Regions from separate parts of the Homo sapiens genome. Here regions 2, 3 and 4 are each linked to region 1. The links are chromatin loops, found by intact Hi-C in ENCODE. Cell type or tissue: heart left ventricle. All regions are shown on one strand.

Region 1 (8,000 bases):
GTAGTAATGGTGTCCAGTGAGGTTAAAAAAAGAATGTACAACATAAATGATGTAATGAAGTTAGTGTTCTAGGATCCAAGAGGAAGGTAAGTAAAGGAAGTAAGCGAACTTTAAACCTCACCTATCTGTGACAGTGGAACCTAGGAAAGGCTGAGTTGTCTAAGGAGTGTGGGAGAGAGCCAGGAACCTCAGCACACACCTGAGTCAGCATAAGGAAGTGCAACCAGCAGGGAACAGGACAGGGGCCTCTTCCAGCAGGGCCATTAACAGGCCACCGGTTTTACCACCACCGTGACCCTAGGCCTCTTCCTAAGCTCCCTGAACCTTAGCTTCTGTGGTGGACAGATGTTTCTACCTTCTGGCATTCACCACCATCATGAAATCCCCTCCCTTGATTGTGGGTGGGACCCATGACTTGCTGCTTTTTTTTTTTTTTTTTTGTTAAAAAGAGATGGGGGGTCTCACTATTTTGCCCAGGCTAGTCTTGAACTCCTGAACTCCTGAGTTCAAGCGGTCCTCCTGTCTCCGCCTCCCAAGTAACTGGGATTATAGGCACATGCCGCCACTGTGCCTGGCTCCATGACTTGCTTCTAACCAATAGAATATGGCAAAAGGGATGAGATGTCACTCGATTTCATTACATTTTATAAGACTCCTTGCTGGCCAACTCACTCTAGAGACTCTCCTTGCTGGCTTAGTGAAGCGAGCAGCCAGGTTGGGTGTGATGGTTAGTTTCATGCATCAACCTGGCTAGGCTGTAGGTCCCAATTATTCTATCAAACACTAATCTAGGTGTTGCTGTGATGGTATTTTATAGATGTGGTTAATAGCCACAATCAGTTGACCATAAATAAAGATTATTTTCAACAGGCTGGGTGCAGTGGCTCACACTTGTAATCTCAGCTGGGAGCCGAGGTGGGAGGATGCCTTGAGCGCAGGAGTTCAAGACCAGCCTGGGCAACACGGCAAAACCTCATCTCTGCAAAAAATACAAAAGTTAGCTAAATGTGGTGGTGTGCACCTGTAGTCCCAGCTACTCAGGAGGCTGAGGCAGGAGGATCAATTAAGCCCAGGAGGTCAAGGCTGCAGTGAGCCGTGATCACACCAATGCATTCCAGCCTGGGTAACAGAACGAGACTCTGTCTCAAAAAAAAAAAAAAAAAAAGATTATTCTCGACTACGGGGATGGGCCTCATCCAATCAGTTGAAAGGACTAAAGAACAAAACTAAAGCTTCCCTAAGAAAGGGAAGAGGAAGTTCTGCCACAAGACTCCAGCATCAGCTCCTGCCTGAGAGTTTCCAGTCTGCCAGTCTCCTGTGGATTTCAGACTTGCGGGCCCCTACAGTTGCATAAGCCAGTTCCTTGGAATAAATGTCTTGCTGTGTTTGTATGTTTGCATCCTACTGTTTCTCTGAAGGACCCCGACTGATACCTTGGGAAAGCCCACGTGGAAAGGATTCACTTTCAGTTAACACCCAGCAAGAAGCTGGAACCCTTGGTCCTGTACCCATGAGGAAATGAATTCTGCCAACAACTTGAATGAATTTGGAAGCACATTTTCCAGTCAAAGCTCCAGATGAGACCATGGTCTAGCCAACACCTTGAATGCAGCCTCACAAGTCCTTGGGTGGAGAACCCAGCTAAGCCATGCCTGGACACTTCTCCATTAGTCAAAGAAGGAAAATAATAATAGTCGTCTCACAGGGCCATTCTTGGGCTTAAGTGAGACAATCCAACAGTGTGCTCGGCACAGTGCATGCCACATATCTAGTTCCTGACAGGGTGCAGGACACAGTACCCCAAAACATGGTACCTTGGCGATCACTCTTCTAGGTCCAAGCGATCCTCCCACCTCAGCCTCCAGAGGTCACACTGACCTTCTCTGGCCTTTCTGTGTGAGCACTATCTATAAAATAATTCTCTGACCTATCTCCTCTGAAATTAGGTCATAAGACCCACATGCGACAGATGTTCTGCACCATACCTGGGGAATGGTGGGGGAGGAGGTTGAAGGAAAGTCATATAGAGGCACACGCACACAAAAAGAACCTGAAAAGCTGGGCACGGTGGCTCATGCCTGTAATCCCAGCACTTTGGGAGGCTGAGGTGGGCAGATCATGAGGTCAGGAGTTGAAGACCAGCCTGGGCATCATGGTAAAACCCCGTCTCTACTTAAAATACAGAAATTAGCTGGGTGTGGTGGCGGGTGCTTGTAATCCCAGCTACTCAGGAGGCTGAGGCAAGAGAATTGCTTCAACCCGGGAGGTGGAGGTTGCAGTGAGCCGAGATCACGCCACTGCACTCCAGCCTGGGTGACAGAGCAAGACTCCGTCTCGGGAAAAAAAAAAAAAAGAACCTGAAAAGATAGGTCTTCCTGAGTTCTCTCCCAGTTTATTTCCATCAGATCATACCCCTTTTCCTCTAATCATGTTTTTCCACAGCTATCCATTTCTTTCTTCAGACTCAGCATAAAAATATACTATTTTCCCTAGGTCTTTGGTCTTCATTTCTGAAGCCTCCTATATCACATAAGACTTTGGTTAAGTAAATTTGTTATGCTTTTATTTTGTTAATCTGTCTTTTATTATAGTGGTGTCAGCTATGAACCTTGTGATGGGTGAAGAAAAGAGATGGCTTTTTCTCCCCGACATGCATGACAAACCAATAAATGTCAACCCTGACTTTTTTTTTGAGATGGAGGCTTGCTCTGTCACCCAGGCTGGAGTGCAGTGGTGCGATCTTGGCTCACTGCAACCTCAGCCTTCCAGGTTCCAGCAGTTCTCCTTCCTTGGCTTCCTGAGTAGCTGGGATTACAAGCACATGCCACCACGCCCAGCGAATTTTTTTGTATTTTTAGTAGAGACGGGGTTTCACCATGTTGGCCAGGCTGGTTTCGAACTCCTGACCTCAAGTGATCTGCCCGCCTTGGCCTCCCAAAGTGTTGGAATTACAGGCGTGAGCCACTGCGCCCAGCCAGCCCTGACTTAAAAAAAAAAAAAATTCTTTAAGCCAGGAGCTGTGGCTCATGCCTGTAATCTCAGCACTTTGGGAGGCTGAGGCAGGCAGATTGCTTGAGCTCAGGAGTTCGAGACCTGCCTGAACAGCATGGCAAAACCCTGTCCCTAAAAAAATACACAAATTAGCCAGGCATGGTGGCACACGCCTGTAGCTACTCGAGTGGCTAAGGCAGGAGGATTGCTTGAGCCAGGGAGGTCAAGGGTGCAGTGAGCCAAGATAATGCCACTTCACTTCAGCCTGGGCAATCAAGCAAGACCCTGTCTCAAAAAAAAAAAAAAAAATTAGCAGCGGTCTGAGAATCAGGAACAGAACTAGGAAGGTCTAGATTCATGGAGCACCCAGGACTTACCATACCTCATGTAAAGGGGAAAATGGCCTTGATTATTTCAGAGAAATAGTAGGAAGTGGTGGTTTTGTGTACACACTCTGCAGTCATACTGGCTCTTCTATGTCAGCTATGTCATGTTATGCTGGTGATTTAAATTTCTCTGTGCCTCAGTTTCCTCATCTGTAAAATAATATAAAATTGCACCTGGCACATCATAGGGCTATACAAGCATTAGCTGTTATTATTATTTGCCTCTAACCCACAGTCCTATAACTCCAAAGGATTACGAGATGAAATAAACTCAATGTAGTACACGTTCATCTACACCAACTGTGAGCAAATAAAGATGAACCAATAGGTGGCTACACTTCAAGACTTGCTCATTTTCTATAAACTTCCTATACTTGTTAAGGGATTCCAATCGTGTGATCCTCCTAGGGGTGCTTGGGAATGGGAAGGACCCTATCTGGCACAGACCTTTTCCCGCACATTTTGTCACCTGCTCCCACTCGTGCTGCTGCCCCAGGTCCCCATGTCCAGCAGAGGGCGCTGTGGCCCTAAAATGCAATCCTCAGATGCTCCCCTCTCCCGCGAGGCCTACCGCTAGCGAGGGAGGCCACCCGCCAGAGGCAGCGGGCCTGACTCCAATCAGACCCTTTGTCCCAACCAGCCCTTTTCTCCAAGCAATGAGCTTGGAGCTCCACATCACCCGCTGCTCGCTGGCTTTTCAAACCTCACGCTGCTCCTTGAAGCGTTTTCTGCAGGCTCCAGCCCTCTAGACCTTCCTTCTTTGAACCCCAGAAGCTTCGCTGCAGCAATGAATCATCCAGGCCTTATGCTGATGTTAGTTTCCAAATTCCGTGGCAGCCCAGCTGTAAACCTCCATCTCGCCCTACAGAGAGCCTCCCGCCACCCACAGCCTGCGCCTCTTCCATCCTATTCCAACTTCTCCAGACAAAACTCACTGGCCCCACCCAGCTCTCACTTCTGCCTCAATCGGCTGGAGGGCAAAGCACTATTTTTCTCATTTAATCTTCCAGCAAACGATTGTTTGGGGCAAGAGGCCTGGCATGGTGGCTCAGGCCTGTAATCCCAGCACTTTGGGAGGCAGGAGGATGGCTTAAGCCCAAGAGTTTCAGGCCAGCCTGGGCAATGTGGTGAGACCCTCTTTTCTACAGACAACTTAAAAATTAGCCAGGCATGGTGGCATGTGCCTATAGTCTCAGCTATTAAGGAGGCTGAGGTGGGAGGACCTCTTGAGCCCAGGAGGTGGAGGTTGCCGTGAGCTGAGATCGTCCCACTGCACTTCAGCCTGGGTGATAGAATGAGAGACCCTGTCATAAATAAATAAATAAATAAATGATTGTTTTGGGCCAAGGTTAGCATCCTGCAAAGATGAAGACAGCCAACCTTTAGTGAGCACCTACTGTATGCCAGGCATTGATCTAAGTTCTTTACCTAATCCTCACAGCAATTCTATGAGAGTTGTTAGGCCTGTTTTACAGAGGAGACAGTTAAGGCACAGAGTGGTTATGGGACATGTCTAAGGTCACACAGCTAGTGATTGAGCCAGTGTTCAAACCCAAGCAGTCTGATTCCAACAATCGGGCTTTTTTTTTTTTTGAGACAGAGCCTCACTCTGTTGCCTAGGCTGGAGTGCAATGGTGCAGTCTCAGCGCACTGCAACCTCTGCCTCCCGGGTTCCAGCGATTCTCCTGCCTCAGGCTCCTGAGTAGCTGGGACTGCAGGTGCCCACCACATGCCTGGCAATTTTTTTGTATTTTTAGTAGAGACAGGGTTTCACCGTGTTGGCCAGGCTGGTCTCGAACTCCTGACCTCAGGTGATCTGCCCGCCTCAGCCTCCCAAAGTGCTGGGATTACAGGCGTAAGCCACTGCGCCCAGCCACCCCCAGCTAATTTTTGTATTTTTAGTAGAGACGGGGTTTTGCCATGTTGGCCAGGCTGGTCTCGAACTTCTGACCTCAGCTGATCCACCCACCTCGGCCTTCCAAAGTGCTGGGAGTATAGTCTGGTTTCTCTTCAGATCGTATAAATCTTTCACCTTTTACCAAAGTGCTGGGATTACAGGTGTGAGTCACCATGCCTGGCCAAACAACTGGGCTTTTTAAACAAGACATTATCTGGACTTAATGTAAGTATAGACACAGGGCTCCATCCCTGTTCTCTAGAACTGTGCTAATATACTACCCACCAGCCACATGACTGTAGAGCACAGGACTAATCCAAGTTGAGATGTGCTGAAAGTGCAAAATACACACTGAATTCTAAGGACTTTTTGAAAAAAATGTAAAATATAGCATTAACAACTTTTATATTGATTACACGTGGAAATGATAGTATTTTGGATCTATTGGGTTAAATAAGATATATTATTAAAATTAATTTTAGCCAGACACGATGGCTCATGCCTGTAATCCCAACACTTCGGGAGGCCAAGCGGGCGGATCGCTTAAACTCAGGAGTTCGAGACCAGCCGGTGCAACATGGTGAAACCCTGTGTCTACAAAAAATACAAAAATTAGCTGGGCATGGTGGCACACACCTGCAATCCCAGCTACTTGTGGGGACTGAGGGCGGGGGAGGATCGCCTGAGTCCAGGAGGTTGAGGCTGCAGTGAACTGTGTTCACACCACTCCACTCCAGCTTGGGTGACAAAGTGAGACCCTGTCTCAAAAAATTAATTTTCCCATAGCTCACAGTAGCCTCAAACTCCTGGGCTCAATCTATCCTCCTGCCTCAGACTCCTCAGTCATTGGGACTAGGACTACAGGTATGCATCACTGTACCCAGCTAACTTTTATGTAGGTTTTTGTTTGTTTTTAACAGGTGAGATCTCACTATGTTGCCCAGGCTGGATAGAACATTTTAAATGGCATCTGTGACTTCCATCTTATTTCTGTGGGGCAGAGCTGCTCTGGGAACTCTCAGCTCAGTGGAAGACAGACAGGATCATTTGAATATTCTAAAGCAGGGGAACATGTGGTCTGTGTTTTAAGAAGTGAGAACAACTTGGTGTAGGAACCTCAGAGGCGGGAACTCCTGAGGGAGAGAGTTTCAGGGAAGCTGTCTCAGCGGATTCCAGGTTCCAGCTGTATTTCTAAAGATTTGTGGGACTCTGCCCTGGGGAGAAGAGCAGAGGGAAACACGAAGGCCAAAACAGCAAAGGCCAGGGAGGCAAGGCCAGCCAGCAGTGGGGCTGGGTGCCCAGTGCTCCTGGGTGAGTGGAGGGAGACAAGGCCTGCTGACCACAAACTGTGAGGGCCTTGACTGTGGGGCCAGACAGAGGGGCTGTCAGCCAGATGGAGCTCCAGACACCTTAGGCTAGGGAGGGTCTGGACCTGGACAGACTACAGAAATTGGTGAGCAGGAATGGGAGGTGGCAGTGAGTGGCAGGGCCCCTGGCTCATTCTCCCTCTGTCCTCATTTCCTTGCTCTGGAGGGGAGGGTGGTGAACAATCTTCTCAGAGGAGGTTAGCTGTGGGAGGACAGCTCCTAAGGAGCATTTCCTGCCTTTGGCTCACAACTGCTTCCTGTCCAGACCTCCCAACACTTGACCCCCATTCAATTCCTTCCTCCCAGGGCAGCTGGGTGGCCACGAGGTCTTCACAGGTCCAGAGACCCGGAGCTTCTCAGCAAGCTGAATGAGGCAGCGTCCCAGGGGTCCAGAAGCCCAGCCTCGCCCGGCGCTGGTGAGGAACTGGAATCCAGGCTTGTACTGAAAGCCTCAGGGATAGATTTGGAGGAGGAAGCCCGAGATGGCGCCTCTCTCCCACCGGCTAGGACCTCAGTTCCCACTTTCCTAGTTACCTCTTCCACCCCCTCACCTCCAGCTGGGAACTTACATCCCTTCTTTCATTTATAGGGCACTTTTAGGCTGGGTGCAGTGGTTCACGCCTGTAATCCTAGCACTTTGGGAGGCCAAGGCAGGCGGATTGCTTGAGCTCAGGAGTTCGAGGCCAGTCTGGGCAACATAGTGAGACCTCGTCTCTATTTTTTTAAATGAAATATAAATATTTTAAAAATTAAAAATTCAAAAAAATGAAAAACAAATGGCACTTTTTCTTCCCAAACAATGGCTGGGGACTTCTGAAGGGAAAGGGAGGCAAATTCCCTAGGAAATAATCATGAGTGATTACTTCTCCAGAAACACCTGAGGCCTCCAATGAACCCCTTCTTTGAGAGTCAATCTGCAGTTTTCTCCCTGGTTCTGAGATGTCAGGCCAGGTTCCAAAGATGTGAGGTTTTTTTTTTTTTTTTTGAGACGGAGTCTCGCTCTGTCGCCCAGCCTCGAGTGCAGTGGCGCGATCTCAGCTCACTGCAAGCTCTGCCTCCCGGGTTCATACCATTCTCCTGCCTCAGCCTCCTGAGTAGCTGGGACTACAGGTGCCCAACACCATGCCCGGCTAATTTCTTTGTATTTTTAGTAGAGTCGGGGTTTCACCATGTTAGCCAGGATGGTCTCGATCTCCTGACCTCGTGATCCACCCGCCTCGGCCTCCCAAAGTGCTGGGATTACAGGCGTGAGCCACCACGCCAGCCTAAGATGTGAGTTTTGAGAGCCCATCACAGGTTGTTAAAAGTGTGTCTGGAGTTGGTTCCTTCCCATGGGTTCTTGGTCTTACAGGCTTCTTG
Region 2 (8,000 bases), 100 kb after region 1:
TGATGGTACAAAGCCAGTGCCAGATGCTATGGATGGGTGGGCAGGGGAAAAGAAAAAAAAGTAGAGGGTTTGCAAGATTGTTCAAGGCTAGACACAGTGTCTCACACCTGTAATCCCAGCACTTTGGGAGGCTGAGGCAGAAGGATTGCTTGAGTCCAGGAGTTTGAGACCAGCCTGGGCAACATAGTGAGACCTCATCTCTACTAAAAATAAAAATAAAAAATTAGCTAGGCATGGTGGCATGCACCTGTAGTCCCAGCTGCTTGGGAGGTTAAGGCAGGAGGATTGATTGAGCCCGGGAGGTGGAGGCTGCAGTGAGCCTCGATTGCACCATTGCACTCCAGCCTGGGTGACAGAGAGATACCCTGTCTCAAAAACAAACAAAAAACATTAACAACAACAAAAACAAGGTTGTTCAAGAGACAACAGAAGTCATAGACACTTGAGAAGAATCACAAAGCAATTTAGCAGCAAATTTTCAGAATCCAAATTGAGTCTTGGGCTACTGGGGATGTAGAATCATGCTTGGAGGATGCAGACACCCTGCCGGAGGACGATCTAAATCTGGAAAACCTGTATGATTCTGAACTGGGACTTGATTTTTAAGCTTCCTTAATACCTGGTAAACCTGAAGCTTGGGATTTTATAACAAGTTTATTTTTTATGTGTTAAAAATGTGTGGAGAGGGTGAAATGGGAAAAACTGCCTAATGAATATAGAGTTTTGTTTTGGGGCGATGAAATGTTTTGGAACTAGATGGAGGTGATGGTTACATGACATTGTGAATGTGCTAAATATCACTGAATTGTTCACTTTAAAATGGTTAACTTTATGCTACAATTTCACCTCAATTTAAAAATTCATAGAAATTTAGAAATAGGCCAGGTGTGGTGGCTCACACCTGTAATCCCATCACTTTGGGAGGCTGAGGTGGGCGGATCACATGAGGCCAAGAATTTGAGACCAGCCTGGCCAACATGGCGAAACCCTGTCTCTACTAAAAATATAGAAATTAGTTGGGTGTGGTGGCGCATGCCTGTAGTCCCAGCTACTTTGAAGGCTGAGACAGGAGAATAGCTTGAACCCAGGAGGCACAGGTTGCAGTGAGCTGAGATGGCGCCACTACACTCCTGCCTAGGCGACAGAAAGAGACTTGGTCTCAAAAAAAAAGAAGTAAAAATAAAATTTTAAAAAAGCTATTTGGCTTGGCACAGTGGCTTACGCCTGTAATCCCAGCCCTTTGGGAGGCCAAAGTGGGCAGATCACTTGAGGTCAGGAGTTCGAGACCAGCCTGGCCAACATGGCGAAACACTGTCTCTACCAAAAAATAGAAAAGTTAGCTGGGCGTGGTGACGTGCGTCTGTAATCCCCGTTACTCGGGAGGCTGAGGCAGAAGAATCGCTTGAACCTGGGAGATGGAGGTTGCGGTGAGCCGAAATCACGCCACTGCACTCCAGCTTGGGTGACAGAGTGAGAGCCTGTCTCAAACAAACAAACAATTTTTAAAGGAGTACCCCTACCAGATATTAGAAATTTTTTTAACCTATGCAAATTAAAGCAATATGAGATTGGTACAGAAATAGGAAAGGAAAGAATGGAGTCCAGAGGCAGATTTAAATATATATGGGGATTTTTTTGTTTGTTTCTTTTTATTTTTTTTTTATATGGGGATTTAGTATATGCTAACGAAGACCGTTAAAATCAGCAGGGAGGCCAGGCATGGTAATCCCTGCACTTTGGGAGGCTCGGTCGATTGGATTGCTTGAGCCCAGGAGTTTGAGACAAGCCTGGGCAACGTGGTGAGACCCTGTCTCTACAAAAAAATACAAAAACTAGCCAGGTGTGGTAGCATGTGCTTGTGCTCCTAGCTACTCAGGAGGTTGAAGTGGGAGGATGGCTTGAGTCTGGGAGGTGGAGGCTGCAGTGAGCTGAGATCGCGCCATTGCCACTGTACTCCAGCCTGGGCGACAGAGGAAGACTGTCTCAAAAAAGAAAAAAAGCAAAAAGAAAGAAAATGAAAAGAAAATAAGAATGGATAATTTAGAAAGGAATTCTGAGTGGTCAATAGACATATGAAAATATGTTTAACCTCATTAGTAATCCAGAAAAACGATACAAATAAAACTAACAATGATATTGTTTCTATTGCTTTTTTTTTGAGGCAGAGTCTCACTCCATCACCCAGTCGGAGTGCAATGGCGCCATCTCAGCTCACTGCAGCCTCTGCCTCCTGGGTTCAAACAATTCTCCTGCCTCAGCCTCCTGAGTAGCTGGAATTACAGGCATATGCCACCACACCCAGCTAATTTCTGTATTTTTAGTAAAGCAGGGTTTCGCCACATTGGCCAGGCTGGTCTTGAACTCCTGACTCCAGATGATCTGCCTGCCTCAGCCTCCCAAAGTGCTGGGATCACAGGAGTCAGCCACCACACCTGGCCTATGTTTCTATTGCTTAACAGATTGATAAAGAAACAACCCTCTCTGACCTTCTAGTGAAGGTATAAAATTGTATAACTTTCCTAGAGGGCAATTTTGTCTCATGAATCAACATTTTTTTGTTTGTTTTTTGAGACTGAGTCTAGCTTTGTCGCCCAGGCTGGAGTGCAGTGGCGCGATCTTGGCTCACTGCAACCTCTGCCTCCTGGGTTCCAGCAATTCACCCACCTCAGCCTCCCGAGTAGCTGGGACTACAGGTGCTTGCCACCATGTCCAGCTAATTTTTGAATTTTTAGTAGTGACGGGGTTTCACCATGTTGGCCAGGTTGGTCTCGAACTCTTGACCTCAGGTGATCTGCCCGCCTTGGCCTCCCAAAGTGCTGGGATTACAGACATGAGCCACCACACCCAGCCTCATGTATCAACATTTTAAATGAGTTTACCCTTCAACCCAGAAATCCCACTATTACAACTATTATAACTCTATTATAACTTTATCATTCAGAGTTAATAAGACAAGTAAACAAAAATAATAAGTGAAAGCTAAGGAAAAAACCCTGTGTCCCTCAATAGAGGATTGCTCCATATTCTGTGATATGATGTAGTCATTTTAAAAAAAACACCTGGCCCAGCACGGTGGCTCATGCCTGTAATCCCAGTACTTTGGGAGGCAGAGGCAGGAGGCTAACTTGAGCCCAGGAATTCAAGACCAGCCTGGGCAACATAGTGAGGCCTCATTTCTATGAAAAATTTAAAAATTAGCCAAGTGTGATGGTGCATGCCCATAGTCGCAGTGATTTGGGAGACGGAGGTGGGACAATCACTTGAACCCAGGAGCTTGAGGCTAAAGGAAGCTGCAGTGAGCCATGAGTGCGCCACTGTACTCCATCCTGGGTGACAGAATCTCAAAAAAAAAAAAAAGAAGAAGAAAAGGTAAATAATTAATTTAAAAAACCATATACCTCGATATTTGTACCATGATATATTTATTGTTAGTTAAAAAGGTTGCAGAATCATAGTACATTATACTATGACTCTGTTTTTGTTTTAAAAAAATTAAAATTTAAAAATCCGCCAGGCATGGTGGCTCATGCTTGTAATCCCAGCAGTTTGGGAGGCTGAGGGGGGCGGATCATGAGGTCAGGAGATCGAGACCATCCTGGCCAACATGGTGAAACCCCATCTCTACTAAAAATACAAAAATTAGCAGCGTGTGGTGGTGCATGCCTGTAATCCCAGCTACTCAGGAGGCTGAGGCATGAGAATTGCTTGAACCCAGGAGGCAGAAGTGAGCCGAGATCGTGCCACTGCACTCCAGCCTGGTGACAGAACGAAACTGTGTCTCAAAAATAAAAATAAAAATTAAATAAATAAATAAATATCCAACTATATATTACTTTTGTTTGTATCAAAGGTAAAAAAGGTCTGGAGGAATAATTCCAAACTATTAACTGAATACTTCTGGAAGGGGGTGGGGAAGATGGGGGAAGAAACTTAAATTTTACTTTGTACATTTGTGTACTGTCTTAAAATGTTTTACAGCAAGCATGTATTAATTTTACAATCAAATCAATTAAATCTGAAGATTAATGATAAATTACAGAATATTCAAATAAGGAAAGACTTTAAAAGGATTATAAATATCATATATATGTATATTCTAACTTGGAAAGATTTCCATAAAATACTGTCTGGTGAAAATTGGGTACACATTACAATGTCCTCCTCATCTCTTTTATAACATTTTCCAAAGAAACAATGTAATGACCAAAAGCCCCAAAGGGGCGAAATTTTATAATCACCCTAAATACAATAAAACACACACAAAGATGTGTATGAACATTAAAGGGCATGAACTCACCTACATAAATTTTGATTGTAATTTCACAATAGTCAGGATGGAAACTAAAACTAATCTTTGAGCACCATCTCATGGAGATATTTACCACTACCATGTGGTAGTTAAAATTGTGCCCAGTGTTTCTCTGTGTGTGTGTGACTGAAGGCTTTTCTTTAACAGTATGGTGCAATCTCTAGGAGATTTTTTTCTTTTTCTTTAACCCATTGTGTATTACTTAACCTTTCTACAACCAGCAGTGCTTTCTTTGTAAAATGTAAAAACCATACTTAAGAAAGAAGTGGAAATTAAAGTTAAAAAACTATATATATACAGTTTTTATACGTTCATAATTTTATTTATATATATATAATTTTAGTTTTTCAGTACTGCTCCCAGCATGAGAAATTCCTGAAAATGTTTTCTAATAGTGCACTGGTCAAAGTCATGACCCATGCAACTCCCCCACCAAATGTTTGACATTTTCCTAAAGCCAAATTGAAAGCTCAAACAACAAAAATAATAACCAAGATGGCAGGAGGAGTGTGAGCCTGGGAGTACTGAGTAAACAGAAACAGTCAAACTCTCCAGGCGTGGTTTGATCTTAATAGCTAGTGGGCTGACCTGCAAACCACATCACCACAATCCCCTTAACTCCCTTTGGAGATCATTTAGGAGCTCTAACCAATACAGAATATAGCTTTCCACCAGGCTAATCAGATGGGAGTCCTCCTTTCTTTTAAATTAGAACAGTGCAACAACCACACAAATAACCAGACAAAACTGCATCTAACTATAGCTGGATGGGACTGGATGGACCAGTCCCATCCAGCTACCTGTTTATTTGGAGGTTTTATCTGTACAACACCAAAACAGCTCCATAATTGGTGGAATTCACTCGATTGACAAAAATAAATAGGTATGTCAATAAAATATTAACACAACTCATTAAAAAGTAGAAACTACAGGAGGCTGAGGTGAGAGGATCGCTTGAGCCCAGGAATTCGAGGCTACAATGAGCTATGATCGTGACACTGCACTGCAGCCTGTGTGACAGAGTGGTGAGACCTCATCCCTATAAAAAAAAAGTTCACCTTTTTATTTTGATAGAGAAGGGGTCTCACTATGTAAAAGTGAAACATTTTGATACTGGTGTCTTGGCCTACTCTACATAATACCAAATAACTTACTTTGATTTTCAGTTCAAGAGATCATTATTTTTATTTATTTATTTGTTTTGAGACAGGGTCTCACTTTGTCCCCCAGGCTGAAGTGCAGTAGCACCATCTCAGCTTACTGCAGCCTCGACATCCTGGGCTCAAGCAATGCTCCCGCCTCAGCCTCCCAGTAGCTGGGACTGCAGGCGCGGGCCACCACACCCAGCTAATTGTTGTGTCTTTTGTAGAGATAAGGTTTGGCTATGTTGCCCAGGCTGGTCTCGAACTCCTGGACTCAAGCAGTCCATTCAAGAAGCCTCTCAAAGTGCTGGGATTATAGGCATGAGCCACGGCACCTGGCTAAAACAGAACTTCTCAAAGTCCCCTAGCCAGGAACATCAATATCACCTCAGAAACACAAATTCTGGGGCCCCACCCGAGATCTATTGAATTTGAGACTCTGGGATTTGGGCCAATCTGTTTTCTAACAAATGCTCTAGGGTAATGGTCCCCAACCTTTTTGGCACCAGGGACCAGTTTCCTGGAAGACAGTTTTTCCACAGACAGTGAGCAGGGGATGGTTTCGGGATGATACTGTTCACTCCAGATCATCAGGCATTAGATCTCACAAGGAGTGCCAACCTAGATCCCTCGCGTGCACAGTTCACAATAGGATTCGCACTCCTATGAGATTCCAATGCCACCACTGATCTGACAGGAGGCAGAGCTCAGACAGTAATACTGGCTTGCCTGCTGCTCACCTCCTGCTGGGCAGCCCAGTTCCTAACAGGCCATGGACCTCCACCAGACTGGTCCATGGCCCAGGGGTTGGGGACCCCTGCTCTAGGTAATTCTGATGTAGGCTGAAGTGGGAGATCCACTAATTTAGATAAAATTATTCAACTGATGGTTGAAGCTAGCCATGTTGTTAATGACAAAAAAAAATATGATTGCGGCAGATCAAAACAAGGTGATTGGCACAGAACACAATTTTTAAAATGTGTTTGATTTCCAAAATTTTTATGGGTATAGTCACAAACTTATGTCTTATTTCAAAGGTCCCCAGCATTTGTATGTTGAAGAGCCACTTTTATTGTCCTCAAGTCTTCGAATGTGCTAGGTATAAAACCCTAGTTATATATATAAAGAGAGAGGCTGGGCATGATGGCTCACACCTGTAACCCCAGCACTTTGAGAAGCCAAGGCAAGAGGAGTGCTTGAGCCCAGGAGTTTGAGACCAGTCTGGGCAACATGGCAAGACCCTGTCTCTCCAAAATATACAAAAATTAGTTGGGTGTGGTGGCACACACCTGTGGCCCCAGTTACTTGAGAGGTTTAGGTGGGAGGATGGCTTGGGCCCCAGAGGTTGAGGCTGCAGTGAGCTGAGAATGTGCCTGTACTCCAGCCTGGGTGACAGATTGAGACCCTGTCTCAAAACCTCCCACCTCCAAGAAAAATTATTATATAAAAAAAGAGAAAGAGCAAAGGAGAGTGAGAAAAAGCATTAATATATTTTACATTCTCCTTCCTACCAAAGAAATTGGAGGAAACTCGGGACAATTGTTCCTAAATTTATGGGCAAATGCCTAACTTAGTTAGGGAGTCTGACATATATGATGCCAAAATACCTGCATAAAAAAAGAAAATTATTACAAATAAGATATTTGCTGCTTTTTTTTTTTAAGAGACAGGGTCTCACTGTGTCACCCAGGATGGAGTGCAATGTTGTGATAGAGGTGCACTGCAGCCTCAACCTCCAGGCAAGCTCAAGCAATCCTCCCACCTCAGCCTCCAGAATATCTGGGAATACAGACACACGCCACCATGCCCAGCTAAATTTTTGTAGAGATAGGGTCTCACTATGTTGCCCAGGCTGGTCTTGAACTCCTGGGCTCAAGTGATCCTCTTACCTCAGCCTCCCAAAGTGTTGTGATTATAGGCATGAGCTACCTCACTCTGCCTATATAAGCTTTAAAATGTTGGTATCAAAAACTTACATTTTATCTCTTTAAAAAAAACAATTTTACTATATCCCCCTCTGCCCCTTATTTTACGGATTATTTTCAAAAGATGGCAACATTGTTTTGAGTACTAGGAAATTATCTCAATTATAAATGATTATAATGGTGATTACATGAGTAGATTATGAGAAGATTATGAAGCCTTACTACAGACTGAGAATTAAGCACAAAGTAATCATGACTTTATTAGCATCCCTTTCTCCAGGAGGCAACCCTTGCAGGAAACATGAATTCTAGAACCATCCGTGGCACCACTAGCTGTGTGATTTGGACTTCTCTGAGCCTCAGGATTCTCATCTGTACATTTGAGAGTTGGGACAAATGATTCTCAAGGGCCCATCCAGATCTAAAATTTTGTAATTCTATGTTTCCAATAACTTGAATTTTTCTGGCTGGGCACAGTGGCTGATGCCTATAATCCCAGCACTTTGGGAAGCCGAGGCAGGTGGATCACCTGAGGTTAGGAGTTTGAAACCAGCCTGGCCAACATGGCGAAACCCCATCTCTACTAAAAATACAAAGAAAATTAGCCAGGCATGGTGGCAGGTG
Region 3 (8,000 bases), 140 kb after region 1:
ATCATATTTAGAAAATTCTACATCTAAAAAGTATGTAATTTTTTACAGACTGAATTAGCCCTTGCCAAGAATTATCCTGGAAAAAAAGTATCCAGTACTAACAACACTCCAGTTCCAAGGCTGACTTCCAACCCATCTAGAGTTGATCGCTTAATTGTGGATGAACTTCGAGAACTAGCCAGAGTAAGCTGTAAAAATAGATAACAGTGGATGGATTTTTTGTTAAATTTTTTTTAAGTTTCAGGCCAGGCGTGGTGGCTCACTCCTGTAATCCCACCACTTTGGGAGGCCGAGGCGGGCAGATCACCTGAAGTCAGGAGTTCGAGACCAGCCTGGCCATTATGGTGAAACCCCGTCTCTACTAAAAATACAAAAATTAGCTGGGGGTGGTGGCATGCGCCTGTAGTCCCAGCTACTTGGGAGGCTGAGGCAGGAGAATCATTTAAACCCAGGAGGCAGAGGTTGCAGTGAGTGAAGATCACGCCACTGCACTCCAGCCTGAGTGACAGAGCGAGACTCTATCTCAATAAATAAATAAATAAAACTCTCATCAAGTTTTAGAGCTTTGAAGGGTTTTTAAATCACATTTACATCTAACTCTCTGAAATATATTTTTTTCATGTTTGGTCCTAGAACTATAATATTTAGGAAAGGGGCTGGGTGCAGTGGCTCACACCTGTAATACCAGCACTTTGGGAAGTGGAGGTGGGAGAATCACTTGAGCCCAGGAGTTTGAGACCATCCTGGGCAACATAGGGAGATCCTGTCTCTACTAAAAATTAAAAATTAGCTGGACATGGTGTCACATGCTTATGCTACTCAGGAGGCTGAGGTGGGAAGATAGCTTGAGCCTGGGATGTCAGGGCTACAGTGAGCCATAACCACACCATTGCATTCCAACCTGGGGAACAGAGCAAGATCTTGTCTCAAAAAAAAAAAAAAAAGAAAAAAAAAGAAAAAGGAACGGGAAAATAGTCCCACTCAATCATTTTAAAAGTAATTTTCGTAATTTAAATGGTTCCTCTTGAAGCTCAAATTGGCAGTGGAGCTAATCCTCAACTGAAAGAATTTTTTAAAAAGCAAAAATCATTTTGAGTATTATTTATGGAGAAAGTCTCATTTCTTTGTCACATTTGTTTTCCAGCTTGATGAGCAAGCTGTGCTTACATAAGATGGTAACTTAATAGGGAATTACTATCTTTCCTTTTTTTTTTTTTTTTTTTTGAGGCGGGTCTCACTTTGTCACCCAGGCTAGAGTGCAGTGGCATGATCTATGCTCACTGTAGCCTTGACCTTCTGGGTTCAAGAGATCCTCCTGCCTAAGCCCCCAAATAGCTGGGACTACAGATGCACGCTACCACACATATCTAATTTTTGTATTTTTTATAGAGACAGGGTTTCGCCATGTTGCACAGGTTGGTCTCAAACTCCTGAGCTCAAGCAATCCACCTGCCTCAGCCTACCAAAGTGCTGGGTGTGAGCCACCACCAGTCAACAAAATACTTTTGTTTTGGCGAAGTAGGATATGACTTCAAGTCAAATGTTGTAAAGAATCCTCGTTAAGTCATTTTGTAATTTAATGATTATTCCTATTCTTTATAATTTCAGAATTTTCTAAGCAACTTAGGGTAGGTAAACTTTTCCTTTTTTGACCTTCCTCTCTTAAAAACTTAGTTTTCCAAATAAAATTTGATAAAGATTCTTCCTGGGAAAAAAAAATGCAGCAAAACGGATTACCTCTTTTATTGAATAAAACCATTTTAGGAATTAGAAAAATCAACATGGGTCAAATTTGTAAATCTGTACAATGGAATTTATCCATGGTACATTCAGAGCCTAACATATGAGGTACAGCCAGATGTTAATAAAAACTTCAATCTTTTATTATTTAAAAAAAAAAAAAACTTCCAAATTAAAATTTCTTTATCTCAGTAATACATTTCTAGGAAATGAAGGATGACATACTGTGGATAGTGATATACTTTTCCCAGCTTTGCTTATGCTTCACATTAATTTAGAAGGATATGTTTATGCCTGTTATAATAATTTTATTTTCTTTACAAAAATTAGCTGGGCATGGTGGCATGTGCCTATAGTCCCAGCTACTCGGAAGGCTTAGGTGGGAGGATCACTTGAGCCTGGGAGGCAGAGGTTGCAGTGAGCTGAGATGATACCACTGCATGCCAGCCTGGGACAGAGTGGGACCCTGTCTCAAAAAAAAAAAAAAAATTCATTTTATCTATACTTAGCAACATTATTTCATTAACAGAGGATTTTAAAATTACATTTTCGCCGGGCGTGGTGGTTCATGCCTGTAATCCCAGCACTTTGGGAGGCCAAGGTGGGCGGATCACAAGGTCAGGAGATCAAGACCATCCTGGCTAACACGGTGAAACCCGGTCTCTACTAAAAATATAAAAAATTAGCCGAGCATGGTGGCAGGCGCCTGTAGTCCCAGCTACTCGGGAGGCTGAGGCAGGAGAATGGTGTGAACCTGGCAGACGGAGCTTGCAGTGAGCCGAGATCGCGCCACTGCACTCCAGCCTGGGCGACAGAGCAAGACTCCGTCTCAAAAGAAAAAAAAAAAATTACTATTTTCTAGTTTGCTAGCTTTGTAGAATTTTGAAAAAAAAATATTTTTTAAACTTTATTTAAAAATCACCTGTGCAGACTTTTCTCTTTTTTTGAGATGGAGTCTCACTCTGACAAGATCTTGGCTCACTGCAACCTCTGCCTCGCGGGTTCAAGCGATTTTCCTGCCTCAGCCTCCTGAATAGCTGAGATTACAGGTGTGTACCACCACACCCGACTAATTTTTTGTATTTTTAGTAGAGACAGGGTTTCACCATGTTGGTCAGGCTGGTCTCGAACTCCTGATCTCAAATGATCCGCCCGCCTCGGCCTCCCCAAAGTGCTGGGATTACAGGTGTGAGCTACAGTGCCCAGCCCCAATTTGCACATTTCTTTACTCTTTATCATTTGCTCAAAATTATTGTCTTATTTAAAAATAATTAGTAGTTCCCTGGAGGTTTTTTTGTGTGTGTTTTGTTTTCCCCTGAAGGATCTGGCTGATACACAGTTGAGAGGAAAATATTTAACATACGGAATAGACTTATTATGAAGAAACTTAATACGAGTTTGAGGTTAGAGAAACATTAATTCCAGTGCCATTGGTTTCTTGAGAAGCTTTTTCCCCCTATATTCTCCAATCAGTGAACACCAAGTTCTGCTATCAATTGTTAAATCATTTAATTCCCAAAGACAATTACTGTATTTACTTGATCTTCAAATTGCAATTATTCAAAAAGTTCTCTTTCCATATACTTTCCAAGTTTAGAATTTGAAACAAGTTAGGCATATGAAACATACTCCCCCTACTGACCTAATATATCAGTGCCCTTTTTTAAGTTTCATCATCCAGAGGATTGAGAAGCATCCTAATTTTCTTTAGCAGTTTTGACAGTTACAGGAGTCATTTTGTATTGTTTTAATGTAAATTTAAATCAGTATTTTCTGTATTATGGATTCCTTAAAGCTATCACTAGTCAGTATTACTATCTGAATATTTCTGATTTCCAAAAAGGGAACATTGGAGGCCCAGAAAAATTAAAGACTTGTTGAGGTCAGGATTAATCAGTCAAGTACTTCTCTTTTTAGCTCAAAACTTTTTCCATTAGATTACAATACTTCCTAACAATGCTGTTTGCAGGCTGGTCTCTTATTTGTCAAAAACAGTATCAGATCTTGTATTTGCAGTTAATGACATGGTAATGTTTGAATATTTAACATTTTCATTGATGCTTATTTTCAGTAATCAACTACCACATATTTTTAGAATTAACATAGACAAGTAGATAGAAAACACTTTCCATTTTTGTTTCCCCCAGCATGGTGTCAGGACACAGTAAGCATTCTTTGATTTATTGAATGAATATTATTGCTGTCATCTCTATTCTGCTTCACTGAAGATTTGTTTTTACTTAAGTTAATGGCAGGACATGTCTTATCAAAATTTAAAATGCTTCCCTCAGGTTGTGACTTTACTAGGCAAAATGGAACGTCTTCGGAGTTCTCTTCTTCATGCCAGTATCTCTACTGCTCTTGATAGACACTTGGAGTCTATTCACATTGTACAGTCACGTAGAAAGGATGAAATTGTTAATGCTTCCAATCGGCAAAGGCAAGGAGTTCCTAGATGCCAAGATGACAGAGGTACAAATATTAATGCATATTCTTGTGATAAGTCAGTGTGATAATTTAGGTATTGATAAAATCAGATTCTGAGGTTGAAAGATTAGATTTCTAAAATTAACACTTACCTACAGAATAAATTGGTAAATAATCTCCACATTATTTACTCCAAAAGTATTTCCATTTTATTAATTTTGTCTGTTATAACTGTTTCAAGACAGTCTGTGTTCTACTCAAACTATAGTCACTATTGTACAAGTCAGAAATAAAGTATCAATACTTTTAAATATTTTAATGATAAAGGACAGGACTTTGGTTCAATCAATAACTATCCTTTTTTTACAAAAATAACATTTGATCATTTAGTAGCAAAAGCACTGGGTTTTGTAAGATTTAACAGATATTTAAATGGCATTTAATATGAAATGACCCTGAATGTTTATTTTACAGATGTTTTTGCCCTTGCTTCTGCAATTAAAGAGATGTGTGTGGCTACTCGGAAAACACGCACTGCCCTGTGGTGTGCACTGCAGATGACCTTGCCAAAAACAGCCAGTACAGCTGATGTGGTAAAGCCTTTACAAGATACAGTAAACTGTGAAGATAAAGTCCATGAAAGCATAAATAGTAGCAATCCAATGAACCAGAGAGGTGAAACAAACAAACATTAAGGAAATGCCAGCAGAAAGAAGAATAAAAAGCTGATAAATATACCAAGACATGCTAAAAATGTTTTAATGAACTTGTCAAACTTTCAGTATGTTTTCTTTCAGATTTAAAGTTAATACCAGTACCTTAATGAAGTCTAACTTCTATTTAAAAATCTTCTATTTGAAGTGAATCCGATATAGTTTTAAGTAAACGCAAAGGTACAGTTGACTACTCAGAGTTCTGAGTAGTCAGATAACAAGTTTAAGTAAATTAAATATTTCCTAACAGCTAAAATGTGCTTAAACTCATTCTGCCATGCAGGTAAATGCAAATGTGAAATTCTTCTAGGAGATAAATTTCATTTAGGTTTGTCTTAGTTAAGTATAATTCCAAATAATGAATCTAAGTGACTGTAACCCAATTACGGCTACAGCCTAGTAACCAAGACAAGTTTTGATTGTGATATCAAAGTGTTTTCCTTACAAAACTGGATAATACCTGGGAAACAAAGGAAAATACGGATAAACCCAATATTCATGTACAAACTTAATATTTAAAATACTATACTACCATATTTATAAATTTGGAATCTTAATGCCTAGGTATATGGAGGGAAATGCATCTGATTCTCCTAAATTAATGATAAAAGTGTCAGTGTAAAAACCATGCAAGTTACTGAATATAAAACCTATTCAGATCATTTGTGTATATTCTTTAAATTTTAATTATATTATCAATTGTTAAATGTTTCCAATTTTAAAGTTATTTAAATTGAATCACAAAACATTCCCTTTATCTGGATCTTTTAGACTTGATGCACAGTAACTGAAATAATGACTACTGTTTTAATACCCTTAGTTTGCTGCCTTTTATGAGGGTGTCACGAAGTTCTAAAATGTATTTTTTTAAAGGTTAATCTCTAACTAGTTTAGCTTGCAATTGGTTAGTGTATATTTTGTGTAGTTGTGTTCATTAGTTTGCTTCTAAGTTCTAAAATGTATTTTTTAAAGGTTAATCTCTAACTAGTTTAGCTTGCAATTGGTTAGCCTATATTTTGCGTAGTTGTGTTCATTAGTTTGCTTCTGTATTTTTTTAAAACTATTGAAAGCTTAACTTTTTCTGTTTCTCATCACTTAGTATCTTTGTATAGAACTTGAGTAATTTATTCGTTAATATGAAATGTTGGTATTATGTGACTCAGAAGATCTTGGGTTTTAACATTTCTAGCATGAGTTAAACTATAATGTACTGATGAAATTTAATTGAAATATCCTTGACTAGAAACACTGATGTTTTAAATGTTAGTGTTTTTCTTAGTTTTAGAAATTCTGGTATTAAAAAAAAAAAGAGTGTAATCATACCACATAAATTTTCTTTAGATGATGTGCAGAAGAAACTGATTGAGAATGCAAGAGTAACTGTAGGGAGAAACATTTTGATCACTGATATGCCTTAGAACTACCCAAATGAATTACATTGAGGGTAGTCAAATAAAATAGATCATCTCACCACAGTCACTGCATAGAAAGTGGTTAAGTTTAACATAAGACATGTTGGATGTTATAAAAACAAATACTGTACTGAATTTAGTCTCAGGAAAAAAATAAATTACTTTGTTGAAAACATTTGGTTTCATTTTTCTAAATTCATATGTTTCTAACCTTAAGAGTCACTCATATCAGAAAGTCAAATGAATTTCATTTAAGAACTTATACTAAGTTTTAGATTTCATTATTAACGCACAAGTAATAATGTTGGTTTATAAATCAATGCCATTCAGATATCCATGGATCTAACCAGATCTCCTTCAAAGATGAAATTTTTGCTCTATCTTTATGCTAATCCGTGTAAACCAGAATAAAAATTTTAGGGAAGCTTTTACATGATACTGGTCAGAAATGAAATACCAGTCCGTTAATAAGAACCAAACACTTAAAAAAATTCTTTGAAATATTGTTAATCATATCACCCAATAGATAATTTTTAAATTAGTCGGTTGTCCCTTTCAGTGGCATATCCTCTAACAGATGGTTCTTATGTACTTGTATTTCTGAATTACAACCTATAAAACATTGTACTTCTGAATTACAACCTATGAAAACATTATAAAACTTTTACAAAATTTGCAGTGAAACTGATAAAACTGATGCTCCCGCCATTTCTAATCTGAAAGAACTTGGTGTACTCATTCTTTTTAATGGAAAAAGCAAAATTACCTTGAGTTGTTATCAGTGTCCTTCTCACTTGAATAATCTGCTACTATAAAGTTTTAGAGGGTTGAGAATTTATGACTGAAATCCAAAATCTGGCCTAAAACTCAATCTTACCATAGAAGATATGGTTGTTTAAAATTTGCCCTTTGCAGCTGGGTGCCGGTGGATCACGCCTGTAATCCCAGCACTTTGGGAGGCTGAGGCGGGTGGATCACGAGGTCAGGAGATCGAGACCATCCTGGCTAACACGGTGAAACCCCATCTCTACTAAAAATACAAAAAATTAGCTGGGTGTGGTGGCACTCGCCTGTAGTCTCAGCTACTTGGGAGGGGGAGGCAGGAGAATCACTTGAACCCGCAAGGTGGAGGTTGCAGTGAGCCAACATGGCGCCACTGCACTCCAGCCTGGGTGACAGAGTGATCCGTTTCAAAAAACAAACAAAAAAAATATGCCCTTTGCAATACTGAACATTTTAGACGTAAAGGATTTATTAGCACCTGAGTCAAGTGGATAACTAAACTCAAAGCCTAATGAGCTGATCCTCTATTTTCTGTTTAAGCATTAGTTTGAGAGTATACTTAACTGTGACATACATAGCAGAGTCCCAGAAGAAAGAACTGACTACTAACAAATTGAAACAAGTACCCTTCAGGGGACCGTGGATATAACCTGACTCCTTCAGTGACAAAAATCAAGGTGAGAACAACCCAAAATCCCAAAATAAGGATTACTAAATTAAAATAGGCTCTATCATACCCTATCGCTACCACCACATAAAGGACTAAGACTGTAATAGTAAGGACCTCTAAGCCAATTTCCTGATGTTCCAAAAAACATGCTAATCTTTCTGATCTAATTCCTACTTCACAAAAAGGAAAATTGAGAAAGAGGATTTATGGATTCCAGGAAGAGCTTCCACTAGTGGAATATAAGTTATAGGGCTA
Region 4 (8,000 bases), 89 kb after region 1:
CACATGAGCCACTGTGCCCAGCAAGCTCTACTTCATCTTCTGAGGAACAAATGAGTTAATACATGTCAAACACTTAGAACAGTGCCACATATATAAACTTAATTTTTTTTTTTTTGGACAGTGTCTTGCTGTGTCACCAGGCTGGAGTGCAGTGGCCTGATCATGGCTCACTGTAGCCTCAACCCTTCCTGGCTCAAGCAATCCTCCTACCTCAATGTCCTGAGGAGCTGGGACTACAGGTGTGCACCACCACGCCTGGCTAATTTTATTTATTTATTTATTTAGAGATGGAGTCTTGCTCTGTCACCCAGTCTGGAGTGCAATGGCGTGACCTCGGCTCATTGCAACCTCCGCCTCCTAGGTTCAAGCGATTCTCCTGCCTTAGCTTCCTGAGTAGCTGGGATTGCAGGCGCCCACCACCACACCCGGCTAATTTTTGTATTTTTAGTAGAGACGGAGTTTCGCCATGTTGGCCAGGCTGGTCTGGAACTCCTGACCTCTTGGTCCACCCGCCCCAGCCACCCAAGATGCTGGGATTACAGGCATGAGCCACCGCGCCCAGCCAATTTTTTTTTTTATTTTGAGTAGAGACGAGGTCTTGCTATGTTGCCCAGGCTGCTCTCAAACTCCTGGCCTCAAGCAGTCCTCCCACCTCAGCATCCCACGGTGCTAGGATTATGGGTGTGAGCCACTGCGCTCAGCGATAGCTTAATAATTATTATTACCATTTGTTTCAGTTATCTATTCCTGCATAACAAAGTACCCCAAAATTTAGTAGCTTAAAACAACAATTGTTTTATTATATCTCACGATTTTATGTGTCAGGAATTTGGGCAGGGCTTGGCTGGGGAGATTCTTCCGCTCCACACTCCACAAGGTGTTGATAAGGACATTTGATGATATTCAGCTGGCAGATGGGCTGGTCAGGAGAATTCAAAACAGTTTCACCTACATGTCTATTGTATTGGTGAGCATGGCTAAAGTTAGAACTATTGGCCGGGCGTGGTGGCTCATGCCTGTAATCCCAGCACTTTGGGAGGCCGAGGTGGGTGGATCACCTGAGGGCGGGAGTTCAAGACCAGCCTGACCAACATGGAGAAACCCCATCTCTACTAAAAATACAAAATTAGCCAGGCATGGTGGCACGCGCCTGTAATCCCAGCTACTTCGGGGGCTGAGTCAGGAGAATCGCTTGGACCCAGGAGGCAGAGGTTGCAGTGAGCCGAGATCGTGCCATTACACTCCAGCCTGGGCAACAAGAGTGAAACTCTGTCTCAAAAAAAAAAAAAGTTAGAACTATTAACTCAACTAGAACTATTAAACAGAACACCTCCATATGACCTCTTTAGCATAGTGAACTCAGAATAGTCTGACTTCTTACATGACAGCTCAGGCAGCTCAAAGGGCACGGGTTTGAGCGTTACAAGGACCAAGGTTGAGGCTGCATGAGCTTTTTTTTTTTTTTTTCTCCCTGTAGCCTCAACCTCCCAGGCTCAAGCAATTTTCCCCCTTCACCTCCTGAGTAGCTGGGATTATAGGTGGGCACCACCACGTCCAGCTAATTTTTTAATTTTTATAGAAACAGGGTCTCCCTATGTTGCCTAAGCTGGTCTCAAATTTTTTTTTCTTTAGAGACAGGGTCTTGCTCTGTCTTCCAGGCTAGAGAGCAGTGGTGAAATCAAAGCTCACTGCAGCTTCAGACTCTGGGCTCAAGCGAGCCTCCCAACTTAGCCTCCTGAGTAGCTGGGACTACAGGCATGCGTCACCACACCCAGCTGATTAAAACAATTTTGATAGAGACAGGGTCTTGCTATTTTGCCCCAGCTAGTCTTGAACTCCTGGATTCAAGCAATCCTCCCGCCTCGACCTCCCAAAATGGTAGGATCACAGGCACGAGCCACTGCACCTGGCCCTGCAAAGGCTTTTATAACCTAGACTTGGATGTCACATAGAGTCACTGCCACCATATTCAGTTGGTCAAAGTAGTCCAGATTCAAGGCAAGGAGACACAGACCTTACCTCTGAATAGGAGGAGTGTCAAAGAATTTGAAGTTATACATTAAACCCTCCTCACTTTTTGACCCCCAAAAGAAGTTTCCCGGAGGGATGAACTCCAGAGGGATGTCGATGGAACAGTCTATCCTTCTTTCTCTGACAAGGAATTAGGATTATATCTCCTGTGATTTAGAGGCAACCATTTCACACCCTTCCCTGGAGGTGTGCGGGTATAGCCTCACCCATATCCATCCACATGCACACACACAGGTATTCACACAGGCAGATCTGGTACATCTGTGTAGCCAGCCCTCTCTCCATTTCTATCCGTTTTTCAGGTCAAGGAGACCCAAAGTCCTGCCCTAGAGTTTTTCCTGGGAAGTTAATTAACTGACCATTCCTGCTCCCACTAGTGTGAACAGGGGGTGTCGGTAGGGATGAAACCCAGTCAGTCACTGACTGGGGAGTCTGACTTTGATGTGTTCTCTGGGGTGTGCATGCACGTGTGTGCATAAATGCCTCCTGGTTCTGACTGGCTCGAGTCAGTATAGAAGTAAGTTCTGGTGCTAAGAGCAGGCTGGATGGCTCACACACATTCTATAAATCCAAGGAAGCCAAAGTGAGATCCAAATTCTGCAGGGGTCAGCCCAAATCCTCCATCTAACCAGCCCTGCCACACTCTTCCCCATACTCATCCTCTGTCCCATGCGTACTCACCGCTCCCTGATCATGCCACATTCTTCCATTCTTCTGCAGCTTTGCCCATACTGTTCTCTCTGCATGGAATGCCCTTGCCCCCTCTTTTTCCTGACAACCCTAGTGTCTGCCTTTTGTATCACATGATATTGCAATGATCTGTATATATTATTATTATTATTATTTTAGACAGAGTCTCACTCTGTTGCCAGGCTAGAGTGCAGTGGTGTGATCTCTGTTCACGGCAACCTCCGCCTCCTGGGTTCGAGCAATTCTCCTGCCTCAGCCTCCCGAGTAGCTGGGATTACAGGCATGTGACATCACACCTGGCTAATTTTTGTATTTTTAGTAGAGACAGGGTTTCGCCATGTGGGTGAGGCTGATCTCGACCCCTTGACCTCAGATAATCCGCCTGCCTGGGCCTCCCAAAGTGCTAGGATTACAGGCGTAAACCACCATGCCCGGCGATCTGTATATATTAATAGCTCCACTTTCCTCAAGAGCAGAGACCATGCTCTACTCATTGCCATATCACTAGTGCTTGGCACACAATAATTTTCAACAAACACTGGTTGAACTAATGATTGAATGAACAGCTATTGCTCCCAGATTCAGCAACTATTTCTCCTCCATGTCTTTGCTCTGTCCAACTCCACCCCAATTCCCCGGGCTGCTATGAGAAGGGGCAAGGGTCCCAAAGGCTAGAGTGTAAAGTTTGGGCTGCATTCTTGAGGCCCCAGGGAGATTCTGCAGAGTCTCCGAAAACAGGGAAGGATTCCATGTTGTAGAGGTGGGCCCAGCAGGCCCACAGGCCCTCACACCCATAGTGGGAAAAGCCAGAGAATTCTGCAGGGTTTTTCTAATGTTGGGGAGGATGTCTCAAAGTCCGAAATAGCCTGTAAACATTGGGTTAAGTGTTAGGGTCTGCTGGGAATACTTAGACTGGGACTGAGCCAGTACCCTGCTGGAAGAAAATAATTCTGGCTGCTGAGGTGGGGGCAGGTGCAGTTGAAAAAAGCAGTCCTCAAGATCAGTGCTCCTGGCTGGGCGTGGTGGCTCACGCCTGTAATCCCAGCACTTTGGGAGGCCGAGGGGGGCAGATCACTTGAGGTCAGGAGTTCAAGACCAGCCTGGCCAACATGGTAAAACCCCATCTCTACTAAAAATACAAAAATTAGCCAGGTGAGGTGGCTTACACCTGTAATCCCAGCTACTCTCCTGAGGCAGGGGAATCACTTGAACCTGGGAGGCGGAGTTGGCAGTCAGCCGAGGTTGCACCACTGCACTCCAGCCTGGGTGACAGAGCAAAACTCCATCTGAAAAAAAATGAAATAAAAGATCAGTGCTCCTCACACTTGAATGTGCAAATTCCCTGGGAATCTTGTTAAAATGCAACTTCTGATTCAGAAGGTATGAGGTCAGCCCCAAGATCCTGCTTTTCTAACAAGCTCCCAGGTGATGGCACTGTTGGAAGGGTAGAGGAGGGGCCAGAACGCAGTTGGAATCACACTTTGAGTAGCAAAGACCTAGAAAACTAGCATTATGATCCAGACGCTGAGGATTCAGCCCTTAAAGGGAGTAGCTGCCATCAGCAACATCAGTAAGGTGTTCAGAAGATGATGCAGGAGACAATACACAAAGCAAGCCTGACAAAAATCTGGCCCGCGTGCCTACCCTTCCATTCTTTGATTCTGTGACCATGGCAGACATCACTAGTGGATCCCAGCACTATCTCCCACTAAGCCAAAAGGATGCTTCAGAATCCATCTCACCACAGTACTCCAGGTAGTCACCCAATTAATTACAGTTGGCATGAGAAATAACCCCACTTGCTATTTCTGGTATTGTGGTTAAGAGTCTGACTACTTTTGCTCCACTCTGGCTAGTTTGATGCCCTTACAGCAGCTTTCATGAACATCAGTTATTTAAATATGTTGTAATTTGAGGTAAAGAGAGCCCTCATTTTGTAGTTTTGGATGTTAAATGAGGCTGGGTGTGGTGGCTCGTGCCTGTAATCCCAGCACTTTGGGAGGCCAAGGCAGGAGGATTGCTTGAGCCCAGGGGTTTGAGACTAGCCTGGGCAACATAACAAGACCCCAACTCTACAAAAAAATTTTAAAAATTAGCCGGGTTTGGTGGTACACGCCTGTAGTCCCAGCTACTTGGGAGGCTGAGGCACAAGGATCTCTTGAGCTCAGGAGTTCAAGGCTGCAGTGAGCTATGATCACGCCACTGTATCCAGCCTGGGTGATGGAGTGAGATCTCGTCTCAATTAAAACAACAACAACAAAGAACATTAAATGATATTATGAATGTTAAGTGTCTGGCACATAGAATGTGCAGATATTCAATAAATGGTGGCTAGGCCTGTCACGGTGGCTCACGCCTGTAATCCCAGCACTTTGGGAGGCTGAGGAGTGCGGATCACTTGAGGTCAGGAGTTTAAGACCAGCCTGGCCAACATGGCAAAACCCCAACTCTACTAAAAATACAAAAAATTAGCTGGGTGTGGTGGTGTGCATCTGTAATCCCAGTTACTCGGGAGGCTGAGGCAGGAGAATCACTTGAACCCGGGAGGCAGAGGTTGCAGTGAGCCAAGCTCCTGTCACTGCACTCTGGCCTGGGCAACAGAGCCAAACTCTGTCTCAAAAATAAATAAAATAAAATAAAATAAAATAAAATAAATGGTGACTACCATGTAGAGGGGTGAATATATTGCCTGCACAGTTTGACAGGACATGGTGGTGGAATGGGAAAGAGGAAGAGAGGGAGACAGGAGCCAGAGTGCTGGGGTGGAGAAGAATAGGTGACAAAGGCTATTCCTGCCTGAGACTGTGGGCAGATTCCCAGCTCTCTTTGGTTGGCCCTGGGCTCCCTACTGACACTAAAGCTCTTTGAAAGAGGTGAGTGGCACTTGTCATCTTGAAATACCTGAGTACAGAACTTCTTTTCAAGGAGAGTTGTGAAAGACTCCAATATGGTCAAAAAGATTATTGTCTGTCCTTGTGTGTTATTTTCTAGTTTTATGGTCATCGAGCTATTTTACCACCCAATCAATGGAAATAATTCTTGTCCATAGAAATGCAAATTGCCTGGTGCATATGCAATTGATTATTGCTCAGTGGTTATTGACCAATTTAGCATCTATTAAGCAGATTTACTTCATCTTTTTTTTTTTTTCTGAGACAGCTCTGTTGCCCAGGCTGGAGTACAGTGGTGTGATCATGGCTCACTGCATCTTCAGCTTCCCGTGCTCAAGTGATCCTCTTGCCTCAGCCTTCTGAGTAGCTGGGACTACAGGTGTGCATCACCATCCTTAATTTTTTAAAATTATTTTTTGTAGATAAAATTTTTTGTAGATTATTTTTTGGATCTCATCATGTTGCCCAGGCTGGTCTTGAACTCCTGGGCTCAAGTGATCCTCCTACCTTGGTCTGTCAAAGTGCTGGCATTACAGATGTGAGCCACTGTGCCGTGCCTACTTAATCACTCTTTTTGTTTGGTTTGTTTTGTTCTAAGACGGGGTCTTGCTCTGTCACCCAGGCTGGAGTGCAGAGGCATGATCTTAGCTCACTGCAGCCTCAATCTCCTGAGTAGCTGGGACTACAGGTGCACATCACCATGCCTGACTAATTTTTTAAATTTTTGGAAGAGACAGGGTCTCACTATGTTGCCCAGGTTGCTACTTCATCATTCTTTTTTTTTTTTTTTTTCTTTTTTTTGAGACAGAGTCTCACTCCGTTCACCCAGGCTGGAGTGCAATGGTGCGAACGTGGCTCACTGCAACCTCCGCCTCCCAGGCTCAAGTGATTCTTATCCCTCTGACTCCCTAGTAGTTGGGATTACAGGCATGCACCCCCATGCCTGGCTAATTTTTGTATTTTTAGTAGAGACAGTGTTTTGCCATGTTGGCCAGGCTGGTCTTGAACTCCTAGCCTCAAGTGATCCACCTGCCTCAGCCTCCCAAAGTGCTGGGATTACAGGTGTGAGCCACAACGCCCAGCCTATTTCATCATTCTGGATGGCCTAAATACGTCTCTGCTCTTTGGATCGTCCTTTGAACTGACTGTAACATCTTACTGGTTCCTTCACTAATTAATGAGTTAAATAAAAATTTTGACACGATTATTGTATATTTCTATGAGAGTAATTATTTTGCTTTGTAAAAAAAACCTTTTTTTTTGACATTCTCATTAACAATGAAGATTGGGCAGGAGGTTTCCAAGACCCTCTGCCCCGGACAAGCTTTTCCACAGGCTCCAATCGCCATTACATCTGTCAGGTTGTTTTTTTTGTTTTGTTTTGTTTTTGAGACGGAGTCTTGCTCTGTCTCCAGGCTGGAGTGCAGTAGCACGATCTTGGCTCACTGCAACCTCCGCCTCCCAGGTTCAAACGATTCTCCTGCCTCAGCCTCCAGAGTAGCTTGGACTATAGGTGCACGCCACCATACCCAGATCATTTTTGTATTTTTAGTAGAGACAAAGTTTCACCATGTTGGTCAGGATGGTCTTAATCTCTTGACCTCATGATCTGCCCGTCTTGGCCTCCCAAAGTGCTGGGATTACAGGCATGAGCCACCACGTCCGGCTCATCTGTCAGGTTTATAGGGGATTACCCCCACTTCATTGCTTGTTTTATGCCATCCAAATAGATACATAATTATTCAATATTTGAGCTGGACACATTCTCAAACATTTATATGAGTTTGTTTAACAAAACATATAACAAACCTACAAGTACCACACCAAATACTTATCCATGTATTCATTCAATGATAGGAAGTTGCATGTGGCAGGGACTGCATTTGTGCCTCTTTTGAGCTTAGCAAGTGCCTAACTCATGGTAAGTACTAAAGACACATCCACTGAGCCAACACATGAATGAATAAGCCCAGCAAGACTTTACTAAGTGTTTACTATGTGGTGAACATTGTTTTAAACACTTTATTTAATTTAATCCTCAAACTAGTTACATGGTAGGTACAATTAATTACTATCCTCATTTACACATAATACAGAGAGGTGAATGAACTTGCTCAAGGTCAACAGCTAGCCATGGCTGAGGCAGAATTCAAGCCCTGGTAGCCTGGCTCCTGAGCCTATGATCTTGGGCACCCATATGCGCCAGGCATCTTGCTAGGTTCTGATATACAGAGATAAAAGACACACCAAACACAGACTTTCCTTAAGGAGGTCACACTGAAGAAAGGCAACAAATAACTAAAAAGAATGTGACGTGCTCTGGCAAGTGAGAACACGATGCTAGGGACAGAGGGTGTCAGAGGGTTGGACAGGTGTGGTTGACGGCAG

What was found. A loop is a pair of places that touch in the nucleus more often than their neighbours do. Peaks named below come from ENCODE experiments on the same cell type or tissue, not always from the same donor. Only the 100,000 strongest peaks of a DNase experiment are listed, where the experiment ranks them.
Region 2: it touches region 1 in a loop (13-fold over the local background); 98 of 110 quality-filtered maps call a loop at or near these places.
Region 3: a loop joins it to region 1, with 14 times the contacts of the local background. A loop is called at or near these places in 25 of 110 quality-filtered maps.
Region 4: it touches region 1 in a loop (4-fold over the local background); 98 of 110 quality-filtered maps call a loop at or near these places.

What each region holds. Positions count from the first base shown.
Region 1 is chr17:44,529,808-44,537,807 of GRCh38, forward strand. It overlaps LOC105371791 (a long non-coding RNA gene), which reads left to right and starts at 6,433. Exons shown (of 3, transcript XR_934779.2): 1 at 6,433-6,585; 2 at 6,948-7,057. RefSeq lists enhancers at 3,607-4,111, 4,112-4,615. In heart left ventricle, a CTCF peak has its summit at 3,888 (motif pointing right); DNase peaks (open chromatin) are centred at 3,914 and 6,565; H3K4me3 peaks cover 274 bases; H3K27ac peaks cover 1,111 bases.
Region 2 is chr17:44,632,391-44,640,390 of GRCh38, forward strand. No RefSeq gene overlaps it. Among named protein-coding and RNA genes, the nearest start is that of LINC01180, 14 kb to the right of the region's middle. In heart left ventricle, a CTCF peak has its summit at 4,389; no DNase peak of the experiment used is centred here.
Region 3 is chr17:44,669,335-44,677,334 of GRCh38, forward strand. It overlaps MEIOC (meiosis specific with coiled-coil domain), which reads left to right. Exons shown (of 8, transcript NM_001145080.3): 6 at 49-183; 7 at 4,032-4,212; 8 at 4,642-6,467. The coding sequence ends at 4,862. Among named protein-coding and RNA genes, the nearest start is that of CCDC43, 16 kb to the right of the region's middle. In heart left ventricle, a CTCF peak has its summit at 3,374; no DNase peak of the experiment used is centred here.
Region 4 is chr17:44,619,141-44,627,140 of GRCh38, forward strand. No RefSeq gene overlaps it. Among named protein-coding and RNA genes, the nearest start is that of LINC01180, 27 kb to the right of the region's middle. In heart left ventricle, no CTCF peak of the experiment used is centred here; no DNase peak of the experiment used is centred here.